Linked DNA regions of Homo sapiens: regions 2 and 3 are each linked to region 1. A link is a loop called in an ENCODE intact Hi-C map of the cell type or tissue named here. Cell type or tissue: sigmoid colon. All regions are shown on one strand. Each heading gives the region's core, and the rest is flanking DNA. Links, peaks and the distances in the headings are about the cores only. Region 1 has its middle 160 kb from the start of RGS9. Region 2 overlaps CEP112 (centrosomal protein 112). Region 3 overlaps CEP112 (centrosomal protein 112).

Region 1 (11,017 bases), core at 3,454-8,453:
TTCTGCCACCAGCTCTCTGTGTGACAGTGGGCAAGTGACTAAGACCCTCCAAGTCTCTGTTTCTTCTTTTTTAAAAGGGGGTTAATAAGAGGTTATTTTGAGGATTGCCCAGTGTATTGTTTGTAAGGGACTGCCATAATAAAGTACCACAGTCTGGGTGGCTTCAACAACAGAAATTTATTATCTTGCAGTTCTGGAAGCTGGAAGTCCAAGATCAAGGTGTCAGCAGGGTTGGTTTCTTCTGAGGTCTCTCTCCGTGGCTCAGCCAGCTGTCTTCTCCCTGTCTTTTCTTTTTTTTTTTTTTTTTTTGAGACAGGGTCTTGCTCTGTCACCCAGGCTGGAGTGCAGTGGCATGATCTTGGCTTACTGCAACCTCCACTTCCCAGGCTCAAGCAATTCTCCAGCCTCAGCCTCTCGAGTAGCTGGGACTACAGGCATGAGCCACCAATGCCTGGCTAATTTTTGTATTTTTAGTAGAGATGGGGTTTCGCCATGTTGGCCAGGCTGATCTCAAACTCCTGACCTCAAGTGATCTACCCGCCAAGGCCTCCCAAAGTGCTGGGATTACAGGCGTGAGCCACTGCGCCTGGCTGCCTCCCTCTGCTTTCATATGATCTTTACTCTGAGGGTATCTGTGTCCCAACCTCCTTTTCTTATAAAGACATCAGTCATAGTAAATTAGGACCTGCTCTAATGACCTCATTTTAACTTAATTACCTCTTCAGTGACTGTATCTCCAAATGCAGTCACAACTTGAAGTACTGGAGGTTAGGACTTCAACACAAAAATTTGGGGGTGGGGGGAGGAGACACACAATTGAGCCCACAACACCTGAGGTAACAGGGGGAGTGATGATATTACATTGTATAGGGCACATTGCTGAACCCAAACCTGGTGACAGCTCAATGCCTTCAGTCATTTAAGGAGTTTTTGTTGTTAACAATCACCTGCAAATTTCATGCTGTACTGTATGACATGAGGCTACATTTTTAAAGGGTACTTGTAGGCTGGGCATGGCAGCTCATGCCTGTAATCCCAGCACTTTGGGAGGCTGAAGTAGGAGGATGGCTTGAAGTCAGAAGTTCGAGATTAGCCTGGCCAACATAGCAAGACTCCAACTCTACAAAAAATAAATTTTAAAAAATTAGCCAAGTGTGGTGGCAAGCACCTGTGTTCTCAGCTGCTTGGGAGGCCTAGGTGGGAGGATTGCTTGAGCCCAGGAGTTCAAGACTGCAGTGAGCCATGATCGTCACTACACTCCAGCTTTGGTGACAGAATGAAACTCTAAGATCCTGTCTAAAAAAAAAAAAAAAAAAGGACACCCATAAAAACACTTGCTGTTGGAGATGTAGTCTGAAGCATCTTCTGCACCCATCACTCCCTAGTGTGCACCCTAGCCTGCACCCATCACTCCCTAGTGTCCCTAGCCTAGAGTCTGTAGCCTGCACCCATCACTCCCTAGTGGAATGAACTCAAGCTAGTTACATAACTTCTCTTCTGGGCCTCCGCTTCTTCATCTGAAAGGCAGGGACAGTCATAGGACGGTCATGACAATGAAATGAGATAACCACGCCAAGTACTGAGAAAGCTGGGAGCATCATAAGTTCACGATCAAAGTGAACGATTGGTTATTGCTTCCATTTGACCCTGCAAATGAAAGCTGCAAGTGGCAGGAAAACCGAGGCTAACGTGAGGTTTGTGTGGTTCATCTCTGAATTTGGGTGCTTCAGACTCTCCCTCGCTTTTTCCAGGCAAACCACTTCCAATTCCTTTAACCTTTCTTTACAGGGCCCAGTTTCCAGCTCTTTGATCATTTTTGTGTCTCCTGCCTGGACATCCTCCAGCCTCTCCAAGCCCTTTTAGGAGGGAGTGACACAGACTCGACTCAGCAGTCTAATAAGGGGCTGACTGATGTGAGACTTGAGAAGGGGGATGACTTGGGGGCCACAGCATGTCATGGGCCTTTTATGTGTGCGGAATCCAGGGAGCTTTGAAGAAGGCAAGGCGCTCTGTTGACTGCGACCAGATGCCCTGGATTTTCCAAAACGAGTTCTTCAGAGATGGCTCAGATTTCAAATATTCTATTTGATTGTCCCCATAAAACAGTAAAATGTCACAGAACTTCTAACTTTTCTGCTTCCCACTGCGGACTCCAGAGTGCCTCTAACACATGGACGTGACACCAAAGTGTTCCCCTAGCCTGGCAGGGGGCAGATGACATCCTGATGTGGTGAGGTCACACGATGGCAGTCCTGGAATGGGAAGGTTGTTCTGATTTCAGAGATCCTTCCATTATGCAAACCAGAAGTTGTAGCTCATGCCAGACCACTTTGTTAGGATTCTGTATTCAGACAATGGGATCCTGGGGACGATCTTGCTCATGTGTCCCTGGTCCATGGACTTTGATCCTTACCAGGTCTTTTTTTCCTAAACCTATGCCTGGCACCAAGCCTTATCTCGAGGTCGGTTACCTGGTAGGGGTTCACCTGGTAGTTGCTGACCAACTGGAAGCTGGTCCTGCCTTCATTCTAAACATATGGTGGCTGTTTTTAGCCCTAAATATATCACCTTATAATTGCACTATTGAATTTCATCTTGTTTTTGTAGGGCCATGTTTTCAATTTGTCATGGTTGTTTTGAATTTTATTCTTGGCTCTCTGAGCGTGAGCCACCCCACCACATTTAGTATCATGTGAATATCTGATGAACACAGCCCCATCCTTTTGTTGTTAAGTCATTAGTAAGATAGGTCCCAACAGTTAATCCCCAGAGGAGTGGCTTTCTTTCAAGTAGATGCCTCATCACTGATTATGCAATAAAGACCCAGCTTTCTTTTGGGCTCTAGACACATATGTTCATTGTAGAACATTCACAAAGTACAGATAAGCATAAGAAGGAAACAAAAACAATTTGTAATCCTACCACGAAGACACTAATGCTGTCATTTGGTATGGATCCTTCTTGTTAAATATATACATTCATCAGTATAGATTAAGTGGCATAGATTGTACTGTGACATGCTTATTTGCAGACCTGATAATATAGCATGATCCCAGAGCTAGTTATTCACACTTGACTGCCATAAAGACATTCTGAAATCAAAAGTTCTTATATGTAATAAGAACTTTTAGATTGATTCTTAAGGTTCTGCATCCTTAGATTCAACCAACCACAGACTGAAAATGTCTTTTAAAAATTCAAAATAACAATACAATAATAAAACAATTTTTTAAAATAATACACCAGGTGCAGTGGCTCACGCCTGTAATCCTAGTACTTTGGGAGGCCGAGGCAGGCAGATCACGAGGTCAGGAGTTTGACACCAGCCTGACCAACATGGTAAAACCCCATCTCCACTAAAAATATAAAAATTAGTCAGGTGTGGTGGCGCACGTCTGTAATCCCAGCTACTCAGGAGGCTGAGGCAGGAGAATCTCTTAAACCCTGGAGGCGAAGGTTGCAGTGAGCCGAGATCGTGCCGCTAGAGATGATTTAAAGTATATGGGAGAATGTGTGTAGGTTACATGCAAATACTACATCATTTTATATAAGTGACTTGAGCATCCACATATTTTAGTATCCATGGGAAGACCTGGAACCTATTCCCTATGGATACTGAGGAACAATTGTATTGGTAATCCCAACTATATTCCATGAATACTAGCTCCATGAGATATTCCAGGAAAACAAGAGTAGCATGGTTTATTCCTTTGAGAAATGCTTTTCCCTATACTGGTGTCTAGGAAAGTCACAATGTGTGTAGACATATTAAATGCTCTGAGAAGTCCTGCAACTTAAAAATCTATTAATTTTTAAAGTCACAATGTGTTTAGACATATTAAAGACTCTGAGAAGGCCGAGTGTGGTGGCTCACGCCTGTAACCCTAGCACTTTGGGAGTCCGAGGTGGGCAGATCACTTGAGGTCAAGAGTTCGAGACCAGCCTGGCCAACATGGTAAAACCCTGTCTCTACTAAAAATACAAAAATGAGCCAGAGATCACTTGACTTGGGAGATGGAGGTTGCAGTGAGCCGAGATCGTGTCACTGTACTCCAACCTGGGCAACAGAGCAAGACTCCTCTAAAAAAAATAAAATAAAATAAAAAAATTTAAAAAAAGGCTCTGAGAAGTCCTACAATTTAAAAAAATCTATGTAAATTTTTTTCTAATTCAGCATTCCCCAAATGTAATAATCCATAAGATCCTGTTTCTAGAAGAACCTATGACTATTCCTTTAAGAAACATTTGGGGAAATACTGTCATAGATTATATCTTGACATCAGGATGAAGAGTAATAGTAATTTCTTAAAGTATTTAAACTCAGGAGACCCGGTCCCTCCTTCGCTCTTAATGAGCTTATGACCTTGATAATTTTCTTTTTTCTGGGTTTTGGTTCAGCAAAGTGATCAGATTCCCCTTGTAGCCCCAACCTTCCACGTTTTCTCCTTAAGCAAAAATGAATGTAAATGATTTGGCTGGGACAGTGTGGTCTTTACAACATCATTTGGTTATTCCCTCCTGTCTCACAGTAATAGTCCTCATTTATTTAGCCCTTCACACATACTAACTCATTGGATCCTTACAACACCCTCATGGGGGGTAGTAGGCACTGTAGTGGTTGAAGTCACTTGCCCTACAGCCACATAACCAGTTATAGCCTTAGTATTTATTTAGCTTAGGGACAAAGAGCTGAGGCCTTTACTATAGCAGAGCTCCTGCTCTTTGTCCCTAAGCTACATCACCCCTGTGTCCCTTAGATAGTTGGTGTTCAATTCTAGCATCTTCTCAAAGAAGGCTAAGCCTGCTGGCCATTGGCTAACAGGCTGGTCTGCTCTCATTTCCTTCTTCAAAGCTGAGCAGTCATTTGCTGCTTTCCATCATTGGGGATCCCCTTGTCATCTATGATGCCACTAAAATAATAGCTCCACCCTGACTTGTGCCAGTCCCTTAGGGACCCCTTGAGTAACATCACCACAGGTCCTGCTGGTTTGAATAGATCTGGCTTCCAAGTTTTCCAGCTGCTGCTTTTTTTTTTTTTTTTTTTTTCTGAGACAGAGTCTCGCTCTGTTTCCCAGGCTGGAGTGAAGTGGCATGAACTCGGCTCACTGCAACCTCCGCTTCCCAGGTTCAAGAGGTTTTCCTGCCTCAGCCTCCTGAGTAGCTGGGATTACAGGTGCCTGCCACCAAGCCCAGCTAATTTTTGTATTTTTAGTAGAGACGGGCTTTCACCATGTTGGCCAGGCTAGTCTTGAACTCCTGACCTCAAGTGATGTGCCCGCTTCAGCCTCCCAAAGTGCTGGGATTACAGGCATGAGCCACCGCACCCAGCCTCCTCTTGCTTCTTTAAGGGGGGGTGAGGAGCGGGCAAGTGGGGCAGGAGCCACGCAAGTTTGCACCAGCTTCTCCTGAACATCTTGTCGAATTAATAAGAAATAACTCAGATGTACTGAGTGCTTACTAGGCGGCAGGCACTATTCATGTGGACTCTCACTTAAATAGCCCAACACCTCTATGTGGTAGTAGGGTCTTCAATTATAGATGAGTGAGTGGCAGCAGAGAGGTTGAATCACTTTCCTAAAGCCCCACAGCCAGTAAGAGCTAGAACTTCAGTGCAAACCCAGCCCCAGCCCTTCCTCCAGGGGCTGTGTACTGAACTCCTCTGTAAATCCTGCCTGCCCTCAGCCTTTTCCTCCCTCCCCACTTCTCCCCACCTTTCCCCAGCGGGAATTGCTCCACCTTCCAGCTCCTCTTCCACTGTGCAAACCTGCACTTGCCCTTCCCTCCATCCCTTCACACTTGGTCCTGCCTGCCTAGTCTTCGCTCCTCTCCCAATCCCTAAAATGCCCTCTCCTGCTTCCTCCCAAGAAGACAGTGCCTGAGGAACCCCCAGAGCCTCCCTGAGCAACCTGGGTAAGAGCTGAAGGCCTTATCTACGTCTGCTCTGGTGCGAGTCCTCGAATAGTGTGTGATGGAGACACCTACTGGCTGCTCTGAGCACAGGCCCCTGGAAACCCAGGAACGTGGCTCAGGGCCCCCATTCCACCGAGAGCCTGGTGAGCAGAACCATTTGGTAGAGTTTCCTGTGGGTTCTTCGCTGCTTTTAGGCCAAGCTGGACGGGTCCCTAAAAAAGGCCTGGGAGGACCTTCGTCTTCCTCCTGTCCTGCCCTGAACACAGAAGCAAAAGGGAAGGGGTAATTTTGACGGCAAAGCACCAGCCCCCTGCACGAGGCTGATCCCAGCTTGGCAAAGTTGCCAGGAAGGCTGGAGGCAGGGCCATTCACAGCCAAATAAACGGAGGGTGGCTTTTCTGTAATGCAAATAGAGAGAAATAACCGCTTAGGGCAGGTTGATTTGTTATTTGATGTGGGGCGTGTGATTCTGGAAGGCCCACCCTCCTGGGCACGCTGTCTCTCCTCCCTCCCTTTGAATCAGGTTTACAACTCCTCATCCAAGGCTGGCACCACTTGATGCAGAGAAATGAGGCCCCCATTCTGGTTAATTGCCATCATTTGCCGGTTCAAATAATGAGCGACAAGTTGGATGCAGAAGAGGGGACAGCCGCTTCGTAGGAAATCACTAACCTAAAAGACAGCAAAGGAGATTGTTCCTCAGATGTGCTGCCAAAGACTGGGGGCCACCATGGCCAGCAAGACCCCTATCAGCGGAGGGAAGGACATTTGGGCTGGGCCCGGCCATGCATAGTTGTGGTGGACAGCTGTCTCTACCAGAACCAACTCCCATTGGATTTGTTCTTCTGAATGGGGGCCGCATTCCCCATTAAACTAACTAAGAAATATTTCTGAATCCACAGATGTGGCATGTACAGTGTGGAGGTTTTAGGGAATAGCAAGAAGCTTAAATAGATCACCATCTCTCTCCAATGTGGGAGGATGATCCCTCACTTTAAAATACGCTCTCTAGTTATTCCAGTGAGTATATTCACATAAGGCAAGTACTTTACAAACTTAATAAGCAGTGTTTACAGAAGATCTAAAACACACAGAAGTCTTTCAGACATTTGAAGAGTGAAGAAGAGCTAAAGAAATGAAAAACATTAGCCAGGCATGGTGGCTCAGGCCTGCAATCCCAGAGCTTTGAGAGGCTGAAATGGGAGGATCACTTGAGCCCAGGAGTTTGAGGCCGGCCTGGACAACACAGTGAGACCCCATCTCTACAGAAACATTTTTAAAATAGCTGGGCATGGTTGCTCACACCTACAGTCCCCGCTACTTGGAAGGCTAAGGAGGGAGGATTGCTTGAGCCCAGGAATTCAACAACAGTGCACCCTGATCACTCCACTGCGCTCCAGCCTGGGCAACAGATTGAGACCTTATCTCTTTAAAAAAATTAACTGAACAAAGATGCAAAGCTAAGGAGTGATACAGTCTATTAAGATCAGTTTGATACCAGAGTGTCCTCAAGACAATTGGATGAACGTTCCCAATTAATTGGTGCCGACATGTCCTAAAGATAAGAAAGGTCACCATGGAAACCCTGAAGGCTTCTGGGAAGAAGAGGGATTTAAAAGGGTCCTAACAGGTAAATAGGTTTTGATGGGCAGAAATAAGGAGGGCAGGATGCCAAGTGAGGAAGAGGCGAACAGTGCAAGGAAGTGTACCCATTTGGTTGGAACAGGAAGTAAAGCCCGTGATGATGATGGCCTCCTGAAGGGGGATTGTGGCCAGTTTGCAATGGGCTTTGAAGCTCCAGCGAATGAGTCAGGGCTTCCTCCTCCGGGTGTCACGAGAGAGCCATCGAAAATTGTTAAAGAGGGGTGAATAGGATTAGAGCAATGCGTCTGGTAGTTTGCAGAAAAGATGAGAGTCAGGAACAGTGGTTGAGAAACTGATGGAGCGGTACCAGGGTGGCAAAAACAACAGGACCGCGTGACCGGGTGGCACAAAATGCAGATGCCCATGGGACAGGGGTGTGACCAGTTAGTGTGGAGGAGCAGGCTGATTGAATCCTTCCTCCTTAGTGCTTTTGATGGGGTGAAATTTCAAAGACCATCTTTCCAAAGACCATCTTTTTAAAGATCATCTGAGGATGATCAGTAAAAATCTCAATTTAGGGGCTGGGCACAGTGGCTCACGCCTGCAATCCCAACACTTTGGGAGACCCAGATGGTTGAATCACTTGAGATCAGGAGTTCCAGACCAGCCTCACCAACACGGCGAAACCCCGTCTCTAGTAAAAATATGAAAAGTAGCCAGGCTTGTTGGTACACGCCTGTAATTCCAGCTACTCGGGAGGCTGAGGCAGGAGAATTGCTTGAACCTGGGAGGCGGAGGTTGTAGTGAGCCAAGATTGTGCCACTGCACTCCAGCCTGGGTGACAAGAGTGAAACACTGTCTCAAAAAAATAAATAAGTAAATAAAATGAAAAAATCTCAACTTAGAGTGCCAAGATGCAGCAGAAGTTTCTCTAGGAATTGGGGAGGGGAAAGGCTAGGGTAAGAGAGAGGCAGCCCCAGGAAACTGACTTCACAATGTTGCCTAAAGGACTAATACAAGTGGAGGAGAGCTAAATCAGCACTGCCCAGTAGAGATCTAATGCAAGGAATGCATGTAATATTTAGCCTTCTTGGAGCCACATTTTAAAAAGTTTTAAAAAGAAACAGTTGAAGTAACATATTTTAATTAGCACAATGTATCCTGAATATTCTTTTTGACGTGTAATCAATGTTTAAAGATTATTATTGAGATCTTTTACATTTTTGTGCACTAACTCTTTGAAATCTGGTGTATAATTTACACTTAGAGTACATCTCAGTTTGGACCAGACACGTTTCAAGTGCTCCAAAGTTGCATGTGGGCCGGGAGTGGTGGTTCATGCCTGTAATCCCAGCACTTTGGGAGATGGGCGGATCAGCCGAAGTCAGGAGCTCGAGACCAGCCTGGCCAACATGGTGAAACATGGTGAAACCCTGTCTCTATTGAAAATACAAAAATTAACCAGGCATGGTGGTGGGCACCTGTAATCCCAGCTATTCAGGAGGCTGAGGCAGGAGAATCGCTTAAACCTGGGAGATGGTGGTTGCAGTGAGCCGAGATCTCACCACTGCATTCCAACCTGGAGGACAGAGTGAGACTCTGTCTCAAAAAAAAAAAAAAAAAAAGTCACATGTGGCTAGTGGTGACTGTATGAGAGAACACTGAGCTAACCTCTACAGTGTTGTTTCTCAAACCCAGGTGATTTGGCTCCTCTCAAGGACATTTGGCAATGTTTAGGGACAGTTTTGGTTGCACAACTTGGGATGAGGGGTGCTACTGGCATCTTGGGGGTAGGGAGCAGGGATGCTGCTGAACATCCTACAATGCACAGGACAGACCCCTACAACAAAGGATGATCTGGCCCCAAATGTCCATAGAGGCAAGTCAGAGCTCCACATAATGCTAGAGGAAGCGAGTGCCCCATGCCGTGTGGTCAGGGAGATGCCACTCAGACACTCCCACTGGAACCCAGGTCTCGCCTCAGACAGGGCAAGTTTCCAGGCGCCAGTGTCAGAACTTCCTGGTGCTTTGTGATATGGCACGGACTACACCCTGATAAGACAGATTGTGTTTGTAATGATTTTAGTCCTGCAATTACTCTCACTCCACCCCACCCAAACCTCAGCATTGCAATTGCCACACAGTGTAGTTCCCATGCAGGGCAAGTGTTCAATGAAAACGATGTGAACAGTACCCGCTACAGTTGTGCGGTATACAACCTATGCAACTGTACCTGGCAGCTTCACTCCCAGAAACCAGGGGATCATGCCTCATCATCACAGCAGACCTTCCTAGTTTTCTTCTTGGCAATGCCCATGTTTAGAAGCCACAAAGAAGTAGAGCAACTGATGGCCGTGCATGTACTAGAAGAAGGCTTTCACTGTCAACTTGAGGGCTGGGCCTTAACCAGAAATTGAAAATGCTACTGAATTTCTACCCAGGGTTTCTTCTTTTAAGACAGGGGCCCTGGTCTTTTTATAAGGACAACCTTTCCTTCCTTTGTTCCTTCCTTCCCTTCCTCAGAGTGTTTATTGTAGTGCAAAGTTATGCGCTAATCAGGGGGTTGGGCTAGGCCTCTGTGCAGATAAGGGCAGAAAGATCATTGCTGGTTGCATGACATCTGTGCAGGAAATCAAGATAAACTCCTACTGTAAACAGCAAACTTTTCAGTAGAACCAGTTCAGTTGATGTTAACAGGTGAATCCAATTAAAAACAATCCATCATCAAAAAATAAGAGATGAAGCAAAGTATGTATATAGCATGGTGATTATGAGCACTCACTCTGGAGCCAGCCTTCCTGGATTAGAACCCAGGCTTTTCTACTTGTTAACTGTATTACCTTAGACAAGTTACTTAACAGCTCCATGCCTCAGTTTCCCTATTTGTGAAATGGGATAATAATTCCTAGCTCAGAGGGTTGTAGTAGGAATGTTAACAAATTAATACATGTAAAGTTCTTAGAATCCTGTTTGTCATTGAGTAAGTGTCCAGTAAACATTACCTTATAAGTTAAACAGGTGTTTGGGTTTTTTTTCCACCGCAGAACTTCTCAGGGCCTTTGACGTGCTTATGGGCATTGCAACCTGCCCTCTAGGTGAGGAGCAGGGTAAAGTATGTACGATTCCTAATCTTTTTTTTTCTTTTCTTTTCTTTTTTGAGAAGGAGTCTTGCTCTGTCGCCCAGGCCGGAGTGCAGTGGTGCAATCTCGGCTTGCTGCAAGCTCTGCCTCCCGGGTTCATGCCATTCTCCTGCCTCAGCCTCCCAAGTAGCTGGGACTACAGGCGACCGCCACCACGCCCAGGTAATTTTTTTTGTATTTTTGGTAGAGACGGAGTTTCACCATGTTAGCCAGGATCTTGATCTCCTGACCTCTTGATCCGCCTGCCTCGGCCTCCCAAAGTGCTGGATGATTCCTAATCTTATTTGACCACTGTTTTGGACTGGGCCCTCTAGAAAGCAAAGCCTGAAAAAAAAAAAGAGATGAAAGCCTGGCACTTTATTTGCAAGATACAAGCCCAGAGC
Region 2 (11,017 bases), core at 2,620-7,619, 870 kb before region 1:
ACCAAGTATACATTATATACTAGTGTACTTAGCATTTCACACCAAACAGCTTCAACACTTAGCTAGTAGTCCTGTCCTGGTTCTCTTCTTTGCTTTCATTTTTCATATTTCTTGGTTTAAGATAATCTTATTGCCCATATTTTCTATAAGAAAAACTACTGTTCCACATTGCATTGCTATTATATATCTGTTACTGCATTTTTATGTCAAATATCTGCCTATTTTCTTTTTCTTTTTTTTTTCTTTTTGAGATAGAGTCTTACTCTGTCACCCAGGCTAGAGTACAGTGGCACAGTCTTGGCTCACTGCAACCTCTGCCTCCCAGGTTCAAGCGATTCTTCTGCCTCAGCCTCCAGAGTAGCTGGGATTACAGGTGCGTACCACCATGCCTGGCTAATTTTTGTGTTTGGTAGAGACATGGTTTCACCATGTTGGCCAGGCTGGTCTCGAATTCCTGACCTTAAGTGATATGCCCACCTTGGCCTCTCAAAGTGCTGGGATTACAGGCATGAGCCACCATGCCTGGCCTATCTGCCTATTTTCTTGACAATGAAATATTTTAGTTATATTTGAGTTTGGAGCATGACTTTAGAAAATGTTACTAAGGAGACCATAGACTTAGATCTCATGCATGTATAGTTTGGTTAATTTCATTTAGATCTACAATCATGAGCTATATCAATATATATTATCTTTCTGATCAGCCTTCAGATACTTACCATGGAGGTCTGATAAAGACCTTAATTGTCTTGTTGGTGGTCTTCATGATCCTCCTTCTGGTGTTCATACCCTTATATAATCCCCTCCCCTTGAGTGTGGGCAGGTCCTGTGACTTGCTTCTAACCAATAGATTATGGCAATGGTAATGGGATATTATTCCCAGGATTACATTACTTCATCTTGCCAGTAGACTTGCTGTCATTCCGTTTGCTGGTTTTGGAAAATGCAGCTGCCACAAATCATACATGAATCAGATAGCCATAAGGAACGGAATGCTGCTGACATCCACACAAGTCGGGAAGTGAATCCTTCCCTAGTTGAGCCTCTAGATGAGAACCCAGGTCTGGTCCAATCATGATTGCAGCCTTTTGTGGCCCTAAACAGAAGACCCAGTTCAGCTGTGCCTGGACTTCTGACCTGCAGAAACATGAGAACATTTATGTGTGTTGTTTAAAGCTGTTAAATTTGTAATAATTTGTTATAAAGCAATAGATGACTAGTACAGTCTTTATCCTCATTTTGGAAAAGTATGCAATCTATATATATAATACATGTTTATAAAAACCTCAATATAGAAATATTTAGAGTAAAAAGTCACAATCCTTCTGTGTCCTCTTTATCCCACTTTGGAGTGGTAATCACCATTAACAATTTTGTGCATATCATTTTACAATAGACATCCACACCTATATAATTAAGAAATTACAGGCCGGGTGCGGTGGCTTATGCCTGTAATCCCAGCTCTTTGGGAGGCCAGGGCGGGCGGATCACAAGGTCAGGAGTTCGATACCAGCTTGGCCAATATGGTGAAACCCCGTCTCTACTAAAAATACAAAAAAATTAGCTGGGCATGGTGGTGGGTGCCTGTAGTCCCAGCTACTCGGGAGGCCGAGGCAGGAGAATCGCTTGAACCCAGGAGCCAGAGGATGTAGTGAGCTGAGATTGCACCACTGCATTCCAGCCTGGGTGACAGAGTGAGACTCTGTCTCAAAAAAAAAAAAAAAAAAAGAAGAAATTAAAAATTGGCTCATAATGTACATACTGTTCTGAGACTTGCTCTTTTTTTTACTCAGCTATGTCTTAAACCTGTATCATGTGGACTTCTAAATTACAGATAATCCATAATGTGGATATACTATAATTTAATCTGTCTCTTCTGCTTTTAATTTTTTATTGTTATAAAGAATGCCTGAGTTTACATCCTAGTAATCCATCATCAGGCACCTTATTTAAAAATGCACCCAGGGTTTGTTTTAATCAGACATTATACGATGACAGACATAGAGACAAGTTGCCTTTGAAAGAAGAGTTTATTTCTCACAGTTTCCAAGAGGAGGGAGGCATGCCACACCATGCAGGCCATGTGGAGAAGCACAAGGGTTGGTCAGGAGGCAGAAGTAGCAAGGAGAAGCATGGGTGAGAGCCTTTTTATATAGTGGTGGGATGTTCCCTATTGGACAGAAAGTGAAATACCGATGTTGGGGTTTGTAGTTGGAGGGTTTGTAATATAATTTCCAAGTGCCCACAAAAAGACAGGAATGGTAAGGATGTGGACAACTTTGGCTGTTAGTTTGGTCCATGATTTCAAGATGCCAAATTATCAGTTAGAATATCAAGAAGGATTATTATATGCCTGCATCTGTTTTGGGCTATTATGGACTCCTAGGTGAGAAATTGCTTTGTTGGTGGAGTTATTAGTTGGTTCAACATCTTGTGCAATGGTTAAAAATATATATATATATACACACACACACACATATATACATATATATACACACACATATATACATATATATACACACACACATATATACATATATACACACACATATACATATATACACACACATATATATACATATATATACACACACACACACATATACACATATATATACACACACATATATATAGGTTATTATGGCAAGATCTAATAGGATAAAGTTAAAAAGAAGTACATAAAGTATAGGAAGCTTCCGTTTGTGTTTGTGTATATGTGTTTTAGAGGCTCTGTGGATACATATGTGTTCGTGTGCAGGGAATCTTTCTGGGTACCACACATGAAACTGTTAAAGGTGGTTAGCTTTAGGGATTTGGACTAGTTTGGAGTGTACATTTAAAAACGTTCTTGTAAAAAAAATGTGTCTATGGTATTTCTAATAATCACACTCTTATTTTGATAGATACTGTTCAGTTGCCTTCTGAAATATCATCTTGTTAAAATGTTTGTGCATACACATTGCAAATTAATAAATTTGTATAACAGATATATATACATTTAAACATAAAAATAAAAAATTTTCTAGTAAATAAATGTTTGTGGATTCCACTTGTATTTCTAATTTGTGAAAGCAGAGGCCAAGTGAGGCAAGTCATACCATTTATGGATCTCCTACTGCATGCTAGGTACTGTTCTAGAAATCTTTTCCAAGTCATCAGATTGAATCCTCTCTATAGTCCAGTGAGGCTGACATCATTGCCCTTTTGTATTTATAGACAAGATAACAGCTTCAGGAAAGTCCAGTGACTTTTCCAGTGATGGATCCAATATTGGAATGCAGGGCCTTATGATTTCACACCCATGTTCTTTCTAGTGTATCATATAGGCATAAGTACTTTATGCAGCAAATATGGAAATTTCAGTTTTATCTGTTTTTTTCCACTTGTGCTGCGTCAGCAATCCTGGGCAGCTATACCTTTGTTTTTGGTTATTTCTAGGTTGAGCTGAAAGAAAGCAGTTTGCCTTTGTTCACATTCCACTTCTGACACTTGGCAACCATCTGTCCTCAGGCAAGTTACTTAATTTCTCTAAACCCCAGTTTCATCACTCGTAAATGGAGATAGTGGTAGTACTAACTTCGGGGTTAGTACTACCACTATCTCCATTTGCAAATGGAGTTGTAAGGACAAAGTGAAATAAGACGTGTAGAGCCCTTGACAGAGGGCCTGTTAAGTGTTAGCTGCGGCTACCACCATCATCACTGGTATGGTGATCATTATTGTAATAGTTCATCAGGGCCTTGCTTGTTAGATTGTTTGACCATGCTTTTGCTTCCCTAATTACTAATCCTCCCAAAGGGTATTATCTTAAAGTCTGTTGGTCATTAATTATTTTCAGTTACTAAAAGTCATTTTGTATTCCCTGAGAAAAATAAATTATGACTCTGCAGAAAGGTTATGATTGTAAGTATGAATCCTGCACAATATCAAAATAAAGAATGGTAATTCTATTTTAAAAGAGGCTTTATAGGAATCTTTAAACAATGTAATAGGCCTCTTTTTCAAGGATAGAAGGAACACACAGTGGCTGGCCTCATTGTTTACATTTTTTCACGCCATATATTTGAAGCTGCCTAAGTAACTGTGTGTTTTTTTTTTTTTTTTTTTGAGATGGAGTCTTGCTCTGTCACCCAGGCTGGAGTGCAGTGGCACGATCTCGGCTCACTGCAACCTCTGCCTCCCGGGTTCAAGCGATTCTTCTGCCTCAGCCTCCTGAGTAGCTGGGATTACAGGCGTGTGCCACCACGCCTGGCTAATTTTTTTATTTTTATTTTTAGTAGACACGAGGTTTCATCGTGCTGGCCAGGCTGGTCTCGAACTCCTGACCTCAGGTGATCCCCCTCCCTCGGCCTCCCAAAGTGCTGGGATTACAGGTGTGAGCCACCGTGCTCGGCTGGTAACTAATATTTTGATTTTAGTTCACATCATCTATATATTCTTCATGCTTTATCTCAAAGAACACAAAAGTAATAGGTTGTATTCTTGCTTTACAATTCTGTGAAAAATGTTTTGAAGCTTCTTGTTAATGGCTTGTAGTAATTTTATGTCTTTTCAGTGAAGTATACGTGGTCTGGTAGCTTATCACCAAAGTGCAGTGAGGTTCTGGGATAGGGAAAGATGTAAAAAAATGATTTAATAGCACTTATTATTTTTACTGAAAACTTTGATTAAAAGTTAGGGTAGGGTGAAGAGGAGTAATGTTAAATAAACCCTGACCTTTAAACACTGCTTTACAATGGAAGAAACACGTTGCTTCTGCTTATTTGAGAGGAATTTATTGATGAAAAAGAAGGCATTTAATTAGGTGCCATTTTATTAGGAGCCTACACCAGATTGCTTAGGATTTCTAGGAGAGTGCAAATAATTATTATTAACTACCTACTATTTTTACCATATCAGATTTAGGCTAATTTTATATAAATTATATTTATCTTTTAACTCATGTTGGGTCATCTAAATAATACATGTGTTCATACCTGTAAGAAAGAACTTGGAGAATAATTATCCTATTTTAAATAATTATAGAGGACTATAGTTTTTACATCTTTGCTTTAATGAGATTTTGCCATGGGTTATTTGATGCTAGATTTTAGTTTGGAATGAAGATTCTAATTATGGTCCTGCCCTTATGGAAAATGTGACTTGCTTTATAATGATCCTCTTTATGATATGGTTTTCCAGGAATGCATTGTGGCAAAAAGCTGGGATTCTGTATGTCTTACCCCAATATAGCTAGCATTTCATTTGTGTGTGCAGTTTAATAACATGGCCAGCAGATGGTGATCAAGTATAATGAAAACCCACTTGTGGTTGAAGAAGTTAATCTATGTGAGCAAACATTTTTCACTTTAAAAATATTGATTTAATTTTTTAGTCTGGGCATGCAAAAGAATCTTTTTACTTTGTTAAACTCCACTTTTATATGTAAATGATACTATATAACATTATAAATTGCTCCTCCTGAAATTGTTGGATAATTTAGCAAGGAGCCAATCAATACCTTTCCTTCTTAGTAAAACCTTCTTAAATATTACCTGCCAAAAGTACATTCATTTTATTTGTGAATAACCCTGATGTTTGGGCAGATATGTGTTCTACAGCAGTACTGTTCAATAGAACTTTCTGATGGTAATGTTCTATAGGCGGCACTGTCCAATACAGTCGCCACCAGTAAACGTGACTATTGAACACTTGAAATGTGGCTGGTGTGATTGAAAAACTGAATTTCTAATTTTAATTAACTTAAATAGCCACATGTGATTAGGGGCTACTGTGTTGGGCAGAACAGTACCAGATCCGAATCTTCTGCTTGGCCATTGCAAAACCTGACTGACCAGATGGAGAGCTGGTGGCCTGTTCTCTGTCTCGGTGGGGATGTGGGGTAGGAATGGGGACTAGGGCTTGGGTGCTGGTGCATAGAAACTGGCTCTGCCACATGGGAGACCTTTCTTCTGTGCTTACTTGCATTTCACGGGCAGCTCCCTTTTTTGGTGATGATCACCCATGATCAACATCTAGTTGCTCTTGGTCAATTTCTGCTGTCAGAGGAGCTCCTACTAACAAAAAAGAAACTGTTTATAAATAAATATACACACACACACACACACACACACACACACACACATATATGTGTGTATATATATATATATTTTTTTTGAGATGGAGTTTCACTTTGTTGCCCAGGCTGGAGTGCAATGGCACGATCTCGGCTCACCACAACCTCTGCCTTCTGTGTTCAAGCAATTCTCTGCCTCAGCCTCCTGAATAGCTGGGATTACGGGCGCCTGCCACCACGCCCAACTAATTTTTGTATTTTTAGTAGAGACGGGGCTTTACCATCTTGGCCAGGCTGGTCTTGAATGCCTGACGTTGTGATCCATATGCCTCGGCCTCCCAAAGTGCTGGGATTACAGGCATGAGCTACCATGCTGGCCATTTTTTTTTTTTTTTTTTTGAGATAGAGTTTCGCACTGTCGCCCAGGCTGGAGTGCAGTGGCGCGATCTCCCCTCACTGCAACCTCTGCCTCCTGGGTTCAGTGATTCTCCTGCCCCAGCCTCCCGAGTAGCTGGGATTACAGGTGCCCGCCACCACGCCTGGCTAATTTTTGTATTTTTGGTAGAGACGGGGTCTTGCTATGTTGGCCAGGGTGGGCTCCAACTCTTGACCTCAAATGGTCCTCCCGCCTTGGCCTCCCAAAGTGCTGGGATTACAGGCGTGAGCCACTGTGCCTGGCCAAATCTGACTAATTTGACAATCTTTTATACAATGGACACTTGCTGATAGACACTTAACCTTGTACTCTAGAAATAGGACTGCTACATAAATGAGAAGTGAAAACTGCTTGTTAGAGTACACAATAAAATACAACATTTCACACATATAAAACCTCTTAGCTACTCATTAATTTTCAACATTAATGTGCTAATTAAATGTCACTCTTAGGTATTTACTAAGATGAGGCCAAGTGGCAACTATTTGTAACTGGGATGGAGCAGCTTTGAAAATAATGGTCCTTGGGCCATTTAGGCTTTTTTCTCCCCCAGTAAGTCAGCTTTCTGACAATTTAGTCACATTTCTCTTTTTCTTTCTTTTAATGAGTGAGGCTTTGTAATGACATCTTTTAATTTCACAAGTTTCTGTTTGTCAGGTAATATTGAACAGTTTGGGTTGTCCTTTTTAATAAACAAAAATGGATAACAGCTTATATTTTAACATTTAATTTTAATGAAATTTAAATATTGAGTGTTCTAAGTCAGAGATATATTAATAAACAATGATTTAAATGTACGATTTTTAAATTTGTTTTTATTTTTAAGTTTTAAAATCAAGTGTGCCATTTTAAAGTAAGTAGTTGGAAATACGAAGTCTTAAAGTGTTTATGGATCTGTGCTCACCTTTTTCTAGTTTTGTTAAGCATCTCATTTTTTTTCATTTAGTTTTCTTTTTCTTTCTAATAAAGTTCTTTTTGAAAAATTAAAATAAGTATGTTGTGGATTTTTGGAAGTTATTTTCATTTTTTAATTTTCAGCATTATTTGATACTTTACTGGATTATTAATTGTTATTTATTTTTATGTTTCATAAGTATATTTAGTAATATACCCAAAGAAGACTGTTCTGCAGATGGTATATAACAATATTACCTGCTGCTCAGATAAATGAAAAGACAGAAAATCAGAAGTTCTCATTTTGGTTTTCTGATAATTTGTAATTCAGTAGTTGTATTACTCTTAAAATATTTTACAGCTGTGAAACATAGCATGCATGCAAAAAACATGTACAGTGCATAGGTACACTTTAAAGAGCCACTAGAAGATAAGCATTTCTATACTTTCAACCTAGCCAATAAATAGTATATTACAGTTCTCCAGAAGACCGCTGGGTACCCTTCTCCGATTGCCTCTTCCCTTTGCTTGAGAGGAAATTACTGTCCTGTATTTTGTGTTAATCAGTTATTTACCTCTCTATTTTGAATTTCATGTAAGTGGAATCATACTGTATATATTATTTTGAGACTTGCTCCTTTAACTCATCATATTTTTCAGATTTATCCATGTTAATAAATATAGCTATAGTTCATTCTTTGTCTTTTGGTAAAATGTTAAAATCAAAATACAACACACATACAACAAGACACATCAAAGTGTAAAGCTTGATGAAGTTTTACAAAATGTATATATCTGTGAAATCTCTTTCCAGGTCAAGATAGAGAATATAGCTACCTCCCCAGAAACTCTTTCTTGCTCTCTCCCAGTCATTTATCACCTCTTGAAGAAGGAACCACTATTCTGTATTATGTTACCATAGATTCGTTTTCATTGTTTTTGATTCATAAAGCGTGTTCCCTTTTGTTTCTGTCTTCTTTTGCTCAACATTATGTTGTGAGATTGATCCATGTTGTTGCATTTAGCAATGGATTTTTAAAATTATTGTATGAATATATCACAATTTATATATCCATTGTACCATGGTTGGACTTTTGGTTTTTGACATTACAAGTGATTCTACTGTGAATACTCTTTTACATGTCTCTTAGTACACAAGTATACACATTTTTTTGAGTGTTGACTTAGAAGTGTAATCATAGTAGGCACTGCTGATAAAATTTCTCAAAGTGGCTGTACCAGTTTACATTTCCACTAGCAAGATTGAAAGTTCCCATGGCTCTCCATCCTTGCTGAAACTCGGTTTGTAAGTTTTTAATAATTTTAGCAATTCTGGTATGGCAGATGTATAGTTTGAATTTGCATTTTCCTTCATGACTAATGATATCAAGATCTTTTTTAATGTTTATCGATGATTTGGATATCCTCTTATGTGAAGTTTCTGGTTGAGTCTTTGATCTTTTTTAAGTATGGAAAAAATGGTTTGTCTGTCTTTTCACTGTCGATTTGTCTTTGTATATTCTGGATACTAATTCTGTGTTGAATATATGTATTGCAAATATCTTTTTTCACTCTGTGGCTTGCATTTTCACTTTCACTTGTGTCTTGGTCCATTTCGTGCTGCCGTAAGAGAATACCTGAGATTGGGTAATTTATAATGAACAGAATTTATTGACTCACAGTTCTGCATCTGATTTTTAAGAAAATTATACTTTAAGTTTTTTTTTTACAGTGTAATGTGATATGTATTTACTTATTTTTAAATTCGTGCAGAGTTTTTTTATTCTTTTTTTTAATATACTTTAAGTTCTGGGATACATGTGTAGAATGTGCAGGTTTGTTACATAGGTATACACATGCCACGGTGGTTTGCTGCACCCATCAACCCATAATCTACATTATGTATTTCTCCTAGTGCTATCCCTCCCCTAGCCCCCAATCCCCTGACAGACCCGGTGTGTGATGTTCCCCTCCCTGTGTCCATGTGTTCTCATGTTCAACTCCCACTTATGAGTGAGAACATGCGGTGTTTGGTTTTCTGTTCTTGTGTTAGTTTGCTAAGAATGATGGTTTCCAGCTTCATCCGTGTCCCTGCAAAGGACATGAACTCATCCTTTTTTTTATGGCTGCATAGTATTCCATGGTGTATATGTGCCACATTTTCTTTATCCGGTCTATTATTGATGGGCATTTGGGTTGGTTCCAATTCTTTGCTATTGTGAACAGTGCAGAAATAAACATACGTGTGCATGTATCTTTATAGTAGAATGATTTATATCCTTTGGGTATATACCCAGTAATGAGATTACTAGGTCAAATGGTATTTCTGGTTCTAGATCCTTGAGGAATTTCCACACTGTCTTCTGCAATGGTTGAACTAATTTACACTCCCACCAACAGTGTAAAAGCATTCCTATTTCTTCACATCCTCTCCAGCATCTGTTGTTTCTTGACTTTTTAGTGATTGCCATTCTAACTGGTGTGAGATGGTATCTCATTGTGGTTTTGATTTGCATTTCTCTAATAACCAGTGATGATGAGCTTTTTTTCGTATGTTTGTTGGTGGCATAAATACCTTCTTTTGAGAAGTGTCTATTCATATCCTTTGCCCACTTTTTGATGTTTTTTTTTTCTTGTAAATTTCTTTAAGTTCCTTGTGGATTCTGGATATTAGTCTTGTGTCAGATGGATAGATTGCAAACATTTTCTCCCATTCTGTAGGTTGTCTGTTCACTCTTATGATAGCTTCTTTTGCTAGGCAGAAGCTCTTTAGTTTAATTAGATTCCATTTGTCAATTTTGGCTTTTGTTTCCATTGCTTTTGGTGTTTTAATCATGAAGCCTTTGCCCATACCTATGTCCTGAATGATATTGCCTAGGTTTTCTTCTAGGGTTTTTATGGTTTTAGGTCTTATGTTTAAATCTTTAATCCTTCTTGAGTTAATTTTTGTATAAGATGTAAGGAAGGGGTCAAGTTTCAGTTTTCTGCATATGGCTAGCCAGTTTTCCCAACACCATTTAATAGGAAATCCTTTCCCCATTGCTTGTTTTTGTCAGGTTTGTCAAAGATCAGATGGTTGTAGATGTGTGCTGTTATTTCTGAGGCCTCTGTTCTGTTCCATTGGTTTATATATCTGTTTTGGTACCAGTACCATGCTGTTTTGGTTATTGTAGCCTTGTAGTATAGTCTGAAGTCAGGTAGCATGATGCCTCCAGCTTTGTTCTTTTTGCTTAGGATTGTCTTGGCTATGTGGGCTCTTTTTTGGTTCCATATGAAATTTAAAGTAGTTTTTTCTAATTCTGTGAAGAAAGTCAGTGGTGGCTTGATGGGGATAGCATTGAATCCATAAATTACTTTGGATAGTATGGCCATTTTCACTGTATTGATTCCTCCTATCCATGAGCATGGACTGTTTTTCCATTTGTTTGTGTCCTCTCTGATTTCCTTGGGCAGTGGTTTGTAGTTCTCCTTGAAGAGGTCCCTCAGATTCCTTATAAGTTGCATTCCTAGATATTTTATTCTCTTTGTAGCAATTGTGAATGGGAATTCACTCATGATTTGGCTCTCTGTTTGTCTGTTATTGGTGTATAGGAATGCTTGTGATTTTTGCACACTGATTTTTGTATCCTGAG
Region 3 (11,017 bases), core at 3,414-8,413, 690 kb before region 1:
TTTTTCCTGCCCTCTTTGATGTATCTTTCAGCCATATGAAATTAAAAGTAGATACTGTGATTGCTCACCTGAGTTTTGGTTCCTGTGATGGTTCTTTTTATACATAGTTGTTAAAATTTGGTGTTTCTGTTGAGGGGAAGAATCACTTAAGCTTCTATTTAGCCATCTTGCTCTGCCCTACACTCTATGCCTTTTTATTGGAGAATTGAGTTCATTAACATTCAATGTTATTATTGATCAGTAAGGACTTAAATATTATTATTTTGTTGTTTGTGTTCTGGTTGTTTGGTAACTTCTCTTTCCCTTTCTTCCTTTATGGTTACATGATTTTCTTTGGTGGTATGTTTTAATTAATTGCTTTTTATTTTTAGTAAATCTATTATAGGTTTTTGCATTGTGGTTACTATGAGGCTCACAAAAAGCATTTTATAGCGATAACAAGTTATTTTAAAGAGATGAAAATTTATCTTAGATCTCAAAGTATAGGAAAAAACAAAAAATGAAAAAACTTACATACTTTATCTCTCCACATTTAGACTTTATGTTGTCTCAATTACACATCTTTATATTGCCCGTCTCTTAACAGGTTCCTGTAGGTAGTATTGTTTTTTATAGGTTTGTCTTTTTGGCTTCATACTAGAGTTATGAGTGAATTGCACAGCACAGTTAACAGTATTAGACTATTCTGGGTTTGTTCATATACTTAATTTTACCAGTGGGTTTCTTACCTTCAAATGTTTTCTTTTTGCCCGTTAGTATTTTTTTCTTTCTAATGGAAAAACTCTGTTTAGCATTTGTTGTAAGATGGTTCTGGTGTTGGTGAATTCTCTCAGCTTTTGTTTGTCAGGGAAAGACTTTATTTCCCCTTCATATTTGAAGGATAGTTTTGCTGTATATAGCATTTTTGTATGACAGTTTTTTTTTTCTTTCTGAACTTTGAAACTGTCATCCTGCTCCCTCCTGGGCTGTATGGTTTTCCCTGAGAGGTCTGTTGCCAAATGAATTGGAGCTTCTTTAAATTATTTGCTTCTTTTCTCTTGCTCCTTTTAGGATTCTCTCTTTGTCTTGGCCTTTGAGTGCCCAATGTTTATAGGCCTTGGGATAGTCTTATTTGGGTCAAATCTGTTTGGTGTTTTCTTTTTTCTTTCTTTCTTTTTTTTTTTTTTTTTGAGATGGAGTCTCACTCTGTCTCCCAGGCTGCAGTGCAATGGTGCAATCTTGGTTCACTGCAAGCTCTGACTCCTGGGTTCATGCCATTCTTCTGCCTCAGCCTCCCAAGTAGCTGGGACTACAGGTGCCCACCACCACACCTGGCTTTTTTTTTAATTTTTTTGTATTTTTAGTAGAGACAGGGTTTCACCATGTGTCAGCCAGGGTGGTCTCGATCTCCTGACCTGGTGATCTGCCCGCCTCAGCGTCCCAAAGTGCTGGGATTACAGGCGTGAGCCACCACGTCTGGCCCTGTTTGGTGCTTTCTTACCTTCTTGTACCTGGACATTTATCTCTTTCTTAAGTTTTGGAAAGTTTTCTTTTATTATTTCTGTGAATAAGCTTTCTACCTCTCACTGTTTCTCAACTCCCTCTTGGACACCAATAATTCTTAGATTTTGTCTTCTAAGATAATTTTCTGTATCTTGTAGGAGATCTTTTTTTCTCATTCTTTTTTCTTTTTTCTCCTCTCAATGTGTGTTTTCAAGTAGCCAGTTGTCAAGCTCACAGGTTCTTTCAATGCTTGAACCATTCTGCTATTGAGAGTCTCAAATGAATTTTTCAGTTCAGCAAATGTATTTTTCAACTCTAAGATTTGTTTGATCTTTTAACAATTATTTTAATTTCTTTGTTAGATTTCTCTGATAATTTATGAATTGCTTTTCTGTGTTATGTTGGAGATCACTGAGTTTTCTTAAAAATGCTATATTGAATTCTTGGTCAGAGAGTTCACATATCATTTCATACTAGTCAGTTGCTGGTTCCTTGCTCTGTCTCTTTGAGGAGTTCATGGTTCGTTGTTTGCTGTTGTTTCTTGAGGATGTTCATCTGTGTCTTTGCATTGAAGGATTAGTTATTTATTCAGTTTTCCTTGCCTGACTTGTTTTGTTTTTTATTGGATATGTTTGCTTTAGTGATTCATTATAATTGATTTGTTGATTTCTTTCTTTCTTATCTCGCTAGATCACTGCCTCCTTTTTGTCACTAGATGGCACCTTAAGCCCAGGTTTTGCTTGGTTCTAGTAAACAATCAGAGTGCCACCTGTCCTGAATATGGAAAGTCCTAAATGGGATATCCTAGTAGTGTGGGAAGGCGGGTTAGGAGTTTGTGCCTAGGGGACCTGGGCTGTTGAACAGTCACTCTGATTTGGTGTCTTTTTTGGCCAAGTTACAGAACAGAGTTTCCAGGACTGAGAATGATAGACTCACCTCTCCCTTTGTCTCTGGCTATCCTCAGGAATATTTCTCCCTTCAGGAACTCACAATGTTTCCTGTGGCTTAAGGCAGAGACAGGTCCTCTGCCAGGGAACCCAATATGTTGGAGAAGCTGGTTGTCCACCTTGATCTTTTTCTAGTGTGGAAACTCTGGGTCGAGGGGAAATTTTCTGTATGCCTGGGCAGATTGGAGGGGAGGGACATTGTATACATGGAAGTGTGGTTCTCCTACTCTCTGCTCAGAGTTGTTTTTTACTTCCCTGTGGTCCTGGGAACTGCCTCATTCTCATATTTGAGTTCTGTGATATTGCTGGTGATAATCTCAGTGCTGTCTGTTTGTTTTTGGTTTTCTGTGTGGGAGAGTGAAGCCAGCTTCTATGCCGCCATTTTGAAACCAGAAATCTGAATCAGATGTAATTCTCTTTTTTTCTGTTTGTGCTAGGATACAGTAAGACATCAACATTTTAAATTTTCCCTTAAAAAGTTTAAGCTTAGTTTATTTCTAATATTGTTTTCCTTTTTTTAGCATTTATTTTCCATTTTCACTTTTGTAGCTCTTTTATCATTCTTTCATATTTCTAGTTTCTTTCTCATATTTTCATGTGTTGTTTTTGTCCTCTGAGTATATGGGATGGTTTACAACATCACTGATTTGCATTTTTGCTCTTTGCCACTTCCATTATGAATTTTTATTGTGCTCTGCATTTTTGCTTCTTTTCTATTTTTCATCTTAATCATATCCCCTTTTAAATATTATTCTGTTCTCTTTTTGTCTTAGCTAATTCTTAAGATTTTACCTTGTATTTCATAGAGACGGTCTTCTTTACGATTCCTCATACTTTTCTGATATTTTCTTCTGGATATTAGATTATTTTGATGGTATATTTTTATTCTGTGTTTATAGGATGTTGTTCTTTTCCCCTGGTTCTACAATAGCTTTTAGTCTCCAACTGGTATTTTTTTCTCATTACTCAATAATGAATAAGGGAGATTTTGTAAAGTCTTGGTGTTTCGTTTATTTAACAAACACTTGTTGAGCTCTCACTGTTTGTACACTTTTCTAGGGACTTTCTGATATTAGTCTACTGTGTATTTTGGGTATGGATTGTCTTGTGTCTTCTCCATGTCAACTTGTATAATGGTCATATTCTCTTGAAGATTTTCAGGTGGATAAAAACATTGGTCAGCTGCCAGTGAAGTTCCCAGTTTCTAGGATTATTTTACCTGTAGAAACTCTGCTTTACTAGTGATATATCTTTTTATAACTTATATTATAAGTCTTTGATTTTTTGAATGAAATAATGAATCGTATAGTTCTCAGTATGTTTTGAACTCAGATTGTTTTCCCTCTTTTTGTGTCCAAGTATATTCCTTTAGCTGTGGAGATGATGGCTCCCTACATATAGTACACCAACATCATTTGTACTTTACTTTAATCCGATGCATTTTGGGAGTTGCTGGCTCTGAATGATTGTGTGTGAAACACTAGTAGATGTTAGAAAAACGTACCACCATGGAAGGAAAAAGCATTATCATAGAAGAATCACACATAGTAAATATTTTGATTTTTTTCAACACAGAATCTTTGACTTGAGGGAGGTAGAATGTGTCTTCCTATATAATTTTTCTTAGGTTCTGTTTCCTGAAGCTAATTTACATTTGCTTTCAGGTAGATCTGTATAGATATATTTTTAATTAGTCTATTTCCATGTACTTTATAGTTGTTGGAGATTCTGCCCAGGTTCTTTCACTGTGTTTTCTGTTTATCTGAGTTATTACTGTTCTTGCGATGTTTTATTTTTTTTCCCCCTTTCTCTTTCTAGGTATTTTAGTGAGCACTTGGGGGAGACTATTGGAGAGATGTTAGCCAGATATCATTTTATCTATGAAACCTAGAGCTATTCTTACTGAGATTTTTTGATAGGATTCTTTTTGAAATGTGATCTATTACTTCAATTCTCTTTACAGTTGCATAATGGATAAGTTTAGGATAAGTCAGCATCATCACTTTTGGAATAAATTATCGTGATTTGCTGTAGATTCAATCACAGATTAGTTTGTAGGCCTAAACTCTAAATGCACACTGACCTTTCCATTACTTTGAAACTTGATTTCTTAAAAAAAAAAAAAACAAAAGCCCTTGATCTCAGCTTGCTTTGTGGTCTTATGCCTCATCTTCAAGAGGATGGAGTGAGGCATGCAGAGCTGTATGACCTCCTGAGCAGTGGAACACGGTTAGCTTTCTACAAAATTAATAAGTGAATCAAAGACTGACTCATGATCTCCCAAATGGTTTTTCTTTTACTCCAGAAACATCATCATTTTCTCTGTTGTCATGAACGGTTCTTTGATTTTTCACACCATTGAATATATGCTTTATTAATATAGTAGACCATAGACAACTTCTTCTGAAGCTTTTATCCCTTAAAAAATTATTCCTGGCACCATTTGTTCATGGAGTGTATAGTAAAACCTTAGCCATCACTTTTAGACTGACAAGTGGTCCTCCTCTACCTCTCCTGTCATCCACCACTAGTTAGATGTAAAAGTGATACTACTTCTATTCTTGTGACTCCAGGCCAAAATATTGTTTCTGGTTTCATTAATGTTCTTCTTTTAAACTCTTGCCTTCTTGTATTTTGTTAATTTATAGGGTGTTTTCTTTGTACCAATCCTTCCACCAGTTCTTTGCTTCCTCTTACAATTATTGCATCTTCCTCCATTTTGAAGTCTAATTCAGGGCCCTCTTGGTATCTCTTAACTACATTGGTCCTTTCAACACTTAGACATGAGTAAGTATCCATCTTAAAACTTTTTTCTTAATCTCACTCCAACCCCTTCAACTGCGGCTTCTCTCTCTTTCTTTGCTTTTATATTCAGGTTTCTTTAAGGAGTTATTTTACTCATTGCCTCAGATTTCTCATCATCTACCTTCAAGCCAATGCAGTTTGGGTTATTCCCTGATGTTACCAAAACTTCTCCTCCTAGGGATACCAGTGACCTCCAATCTGGATTTTGTTCAGTCTTTCTTCCTCAGGACATTTTCTTCTTCATTTTCTGTGGCACACATTCTTTTGGTTTTCGTCATCCCTCTTGGTCTTTTTTGCATGTTCATCCTACTCTTGTCTTACTCTAGATTATTTCATGAGACAATCCAGTTCGAAAGTATAGCTTCAGTAACTATCATTCTGTGCCATCCTTACAGCAATGCTATACAAATGTGTATCTTGGCCTTGGGCTATTTGCTTAATTTTCTTTATGGCACTTATTAATATATGATATTTTAATATTTTTATGTATGTTCCAATTTTAAAATTCTACTTTAAAATTTGTGTTAGGCAGAGTTCCAGGATTGTGTCATATAAGCCATTCCTTTCTTTCATAATATTCTCCTGTAGCTTACTCTTATCTTTGCTGCTTTTGTGCTTTTTTTCTTGTCTGTTTTGTCGGTCTTCTGTTCAGGTTCAGGCTTTCCAGCAGATGTTATAAATTCCTGGGCTGCAGGTTGAGTCATCTGCATATATATTTAGTTTGGCCTGTGCAACGTTTCGAAAATTTTCAATTAGTTGCCAACATTATAAAATCAGAAGATTTCACATAAATTTTAGATTTCTAGTTTCTTTTGAACTATGTGAGATCTGGCACCACTGACCCCTGCCTTGTCAAGGCAACAAGTGGAACTGATTGGTTATATTAGAAGTCACAACTGCCTTTAAAGTATCACTGTCATAGAGACAACATTTTATGTTCTCTGTGCAATCAAATTAGAAATCAATAATAAGCAGCCAGTTTAAAAAAAACCCTTGGATTTAGGTTTGGAAATGTAAAATTGTATTTTTAAATAAGTTATGGTTAAAAAGAAAATCACAATAAAATTGTCAAATATTTAAAACTGAAAGATAATGATAGCATTACTCATCAAATGTTGTAGAGTATCTTAAATTGGTATCTAGACTGAAATAAGCTAAGCCTTAACCTCAAAACACTAGATAAAAAGCAACAAAGTAAGTGTGAAAAATATAGTAAAACTAAGAGCAGAGATCAGTGAAATCAGAAACACAATGTAGAGAGATAACAAAACCAATTTAATAAAATAAGTGAACAAATTAAACAGGTCTCTGTTAGACTGGTCAGGAAAAGCGGAGAAAAGACTGTTAGTCTCCATTTTCTCTGATTCCTTTATTTCATTTTGCATTGATATAAAGGAATACCTGAAGCTGGGTGATTTATAAAGAAAAGAGGTTTATAGTTCTACAGACTGTACAAGAAGCTTGGTGCCAACATCTGCTTCTTGTAGGACCTCAGGAAGCTTTTACTCATGGTTAGAAGGTGGAGGGGGAGTAGGTATGTCACAGAGCAAGAGACGGAGCAGGAGGGAGAGGAAGGGTTGCCACACTCTTTTAAACAACTATCTCTGGCATGAACCAATAGAGTGAGAACCCACTCATCACCAAGGGACTGACACCAAGACATTCATGAGGGAGTCACTCCCATAAGCCAACACCTCCCACTAGGCTCTACCTCCAACATTGGAAGGTCACATTTCAACATGATATTTGGAGGGGACACATATCCCAACTATATAAAAGACTAAAAGGCAAAAATTAAACAACATTAAAGGAATATAATTACATGGCGGGCGTGCGGTCTTTGGTTCACTGTCCTCATTTTTGTTAGTTGGCCCCTGTAGGCATTTGAATTTGGACTCCTGCTCCACAGTTACAGCTACAGTCATTTATTTTTAAATTGAGGTAAAATTTACATAACATAAAATTGACATTTTAGAGTAAGCAATTCAGTGACATTTAGTACATTCACGTTGTTGTGCAATGACTACCTCTATTTAGTTCCAGATCACTTTCATCATCACAAATAAAATCCTATACTTATTAGGCAGTGGATTCCCATTCCCCGCCTTCTGTCAGATCCTCCTAACCACCATTCTGCTTTCTGTCTCTAGGGATTTATCTTTCCTGGATATGTCATAGAAATGGAATCATACAATATGTGACCTTTTGTGTCCGGAGCTACTTTCACTTAGTGTAATGTTTTCTAGGTTCATCTACAGTGCAGCAAATATTGTCACTTCATTCCTTTTGATGGCTGAATTATATTCCATTGTGTGTATATACCATAGTTAGTTTACCTACTCAACTATTGATGGCCATTTGGGTTGTTGCTACCTTTTGGCTATTGTGAATAGTGCTGCTATGAATATTTATGTATAATTACTCGCTTGAGTACCTATTTTCAATTATTTGTGTATATACCCAGGAGTGGAATTGCTGGGACAGCTTACTGTTTGTATACTTGGCTTTCAGTATTGGTCTCCAAAATAATACTCTGGCAGTTGGCACACACATTTCCCTTTTACCCTAATTGGAACTGCAGCTATCGCCCACAAAAGGAGAAAAGCCATTGAAAATTATTTAAAGGGTTTCCAGGCACTTGATAAAAATATGTTTTTCTAGTGGGCTAGTCTGTTCAAGAATTCAAACCATCAGTTGAAATGTTGTCTGATAATCATAGAATTATAACTAAGAGAATTGTGTGTTCTTAAATGGTGTTTCTATCTAGTTAGGATAAGCAGTTAAGTTGGGCAAGTTGCCCTTCTCTACTTCGGGGATATTTTGCCTGTATGTCTTATGCCAGCTATCATAAAGCACATTTTTCTCTGCTAATCAGTACCAAAAGCACTCTGACGAATTTTTACCTTCCATATCCATCCATGTATAGTTATTATCATAAAAAATAGCATATAATTGGGTTGTTTGTAACACAAAGGATAAATGCTTGAGGTGATGGATACCCCATTTCCTCTGATGTGATTATTACACATATTAGGCCTGTATTAAAATATTCCATATACTCCATAAATATATATACCTATTATGTACCTACAAAAATTAAAAAGAAAAATATTTAAAAATATATAGTAAATAAAAACACCATTATCTTATACCCAGAAAGTTACAATAAATCGTTAGGTTGTTATACTTGCTGGCCATTTTTACTATGTCAGTATTGCCATCTTTTCCTGTAGCAGCTCATTTATGTATTTATTTTAAATTTTTTTATATATTTGCAAATCCAAAAAATAGTGCCAATCACAATGATAAATGAAGTTTTACAACCAAAACATGATTGAAGGCCAAGGTAGATGGATCACTTGAGGTCAGGAGTTCGAGACCAGCCTGGACAATATGGCGAAACCCCGTCTCTACTAAAAATACAAAAATTAGCTGGGCATGGTGGCGCATGCCTGTAATCCCAGCTAGTTGGGAGGCTGAGGCAGGAGAATCACTTGAACCTGGGTGGTGGAGGCTGCAATGAGCTGAGACTGTGCCACTGCCTTCCAGCCTGGGTGACAGAACAAGACTCCATTTCAAAAACAAACAAACAAAAAAATCAAAAACCACGACTGAGAAAAGATCAGCCATACCGAAACAATACTTCTTCAACCTCAATTAGGTTCACTTTGGACTTAAGCCTGTGTGTTAAATTTTAAAGGAAGAAAGCAAAATTAAATAGTGCTCTGAAATATAGGAAAAACATCTTCCATGTTGGTGACTTCTCATAGATATGTTGGCTATTAGCTATCGAATATGCTGGTTTCTTCATAGAGACTCAGAAAATAAGTTTCATAAGTAATAAATTTCCATAAGTTAACTGTTAATCTGGTACTAATTTTAATAGTAGATCTCTTCCTAATGGTGTTCCCAAGTTATATCCTGAACACAGTGGCTTGTATACCCTATAGATTTATTCTTCCATATAGTAAAATTACCCAGGAAGTTAGAAGATCATGAACTAATATGTAGAGATGGAGAGTGCAAGGGTGTATGTGAAGAAACCTAAGAAGATGGCCGGGCGTGGTGGCTCACGCCTGTAATCCCAGCACTTTGGGAGGCTGAGACGGGTGGATCACCTGAGGTCAGGAGTTCAAGACCAGCCTGGTCAACATGGAGAAACCCCTCTCCATGTTCTACTAAAGACATTTCTTTAATAGAAGCGTCACTACTAAAAACATAAAAATTATCTGGGTGTGGTGGCCGGCACCTGTAATCCCAGCTACTTGGGAGGCTGAAGCAGGAGAATCACTTGAACCTGGGAGGCAGAGGTTGCAGTGAGTGGAGATCGTGCCACTGCACTCTAGCCTGGGTGACAGAGTGAGACTCTGTCCCCCTCAAAAAAAGAAAAAAAAGCTGAGAAGATGAGCCAGCTGGAACAGAAAGCGCAGAGCCTGGTGGTACATTTTGAGGGAGACCTTAAATTCCCCCAAATGGTCAATGGTTGAAGAATTGGTAACAGAGTATATGATCAAAGTGACATTGGAGAAAAGCTTACTTCCCTGAATATTTCTTGCCAATAAGCTAAGTTTTGAAGGAAGGGACAGAAAATAAACTGGTGGAGGAGAGAGAATTTTCCAACCAGAAGGAATAACATGTTCCAAGGGCATGAGTCTGATGCCATATTAATGTCCAAGCATGAGGTTAGAGGTACAGCAAACAGACCTAATTTTCTGGAAGAAAGATTTTGTCAGATTATAATAAACAATAGATAAATAAATGTCAAACATTTCTATCCTTCAAAAACTTGTGTTTATTTCCTCATTGAATTTCCTTTATTCCTTCCTAAATCATAGTCCCTGAAGTTTGATGTCATGAATTTTAACAATGGTCTTTTAAAACTGGTTACTGTTAAAGCCTGAATCCTCAAGTTTTTTATTACTTGATATAAAATTTATTCATTTTAGTTGTAGAATACACAAATGTCGAGGGACTTTGAAGAAACAGTAATTTGAACCATATATCTCTATTCTTAGTGAAAAATGAAAACGCCCCAATGGAGTTTTATGTGGAGTAAACTAGGTCTGGAAATGGTCTGTATCGAGAGACCTAATGGCCTTTTGATGTCTGATTCTTTGATTTGGCTTTTTCTTTTTTAATGGGGTGTTATGTGATTATAATTAGAAACATTTTAAGTTCTTTACTTGGTAAGTTAATTGTTCCTTAGCTTGCTTTATTATGACGAAATCGTGTAGTTTAGAATGGTGATAGCGTTTGAAACTATTATTAATAGTTTCAAACTATTTTTTACCAGAGGATGTTCCAATTCATCATGCAAGGTTTATCTTACCCATATTGGGTACTCATTCATTTTGCAGGTTGTGGCTATGATGTGACTATATGTTTATTATATATTAAAGATGTTTCATTTTAATAATTTTCTAAATTTACTGGGAATATAATAGTTTGCTTTTCTTGTAACTGGAATCGTTATGTTTTAAGTTGAAAATAATAGCTAAATTACTAGAAGGCAATAACAAGAATTTACATTCTTTTCTGGTAGGCACATTTAAGGTATTCAGTTTTGTATTGATATAATAATTTGTGTGATACTGAGAAAAGTTATCCCTACCATTTAGAAAGAGCCTAAGGCCAGACACAGTGGCCTCACACCTGTCATCTCAGAGCTTTGGGAAGCTGAGATGGGAGGATTGCTTGAGGCCAGGAGTTCAAGACACGCCTGGGCAACATAGTGAGACTCTATCTTTACCAAAAATTTTTTTAATAAAAATAGACCCGCGTAG

Evidence for each region. A loop is a pair of places that touch in the nucleus more often than their neighbours do. Peaks named below come from ENCODE experiments on the same cell type or tissue, not always from the same donor. Only the 100,000 strongest peaks of a DNase experiment are listed, where the experiment ranks them.
Region 2: it touches region 1 in a loop (8-fold over the local background); 74 of 110 quality-filtered maps call a loop at or near these places.
Region 3: a loop joins it to region 1, with 2.5 times the contacts of the local background. A loop is called at or near these places in 18 of 110 quality-filtered maps.

Annotation. Positions count from the first base shown.
Region 1 is chr17:65,289,329-65,300,345 of GRCh38, reverse strand. No RefSeq gene overlaps it. Among named protein-coding and RNA genes, the nearest start is that of RGS9, 160 kb to the right of the region's middle. In sigmoid colon, for the core only: a CTCF peak has its summit at 5,990 (motif pointing left); a DNase peak (open chromatin) is centred at 5,975; H3K27ac peaks cover 1,224 bases.
Region 2 is chr17:66,159,994-66,171,010 of GRCh38, reverse strand. The region is part of intron 4 of CEP112 (centrosomal protein 112); the gene reads left to right. Among named protein-coding and RNA genes, the nearest start is that of CEP112, 27 kb to the left of the region's middle. In sigmoid colon, for the core only: a CTCF peak has its summit at 5,274 (motif pointing right); no DNase peak of the experiment used is centred there.
Region 3 is chr17:65,979,387-65,990,403 of GRCh38, reverse strand. All of the region lies in intron 17 of CEP112 (centrosomal protein 112), which reads left to right. Among named protein-coding and RNA genes, the nearest start is that of CEP112, 210 kb to the left of the region's middle. In sigmoid colon, for the core only: no CTCF peak of the experiment used is centred there; no DNase peak of the experiment used is centred there.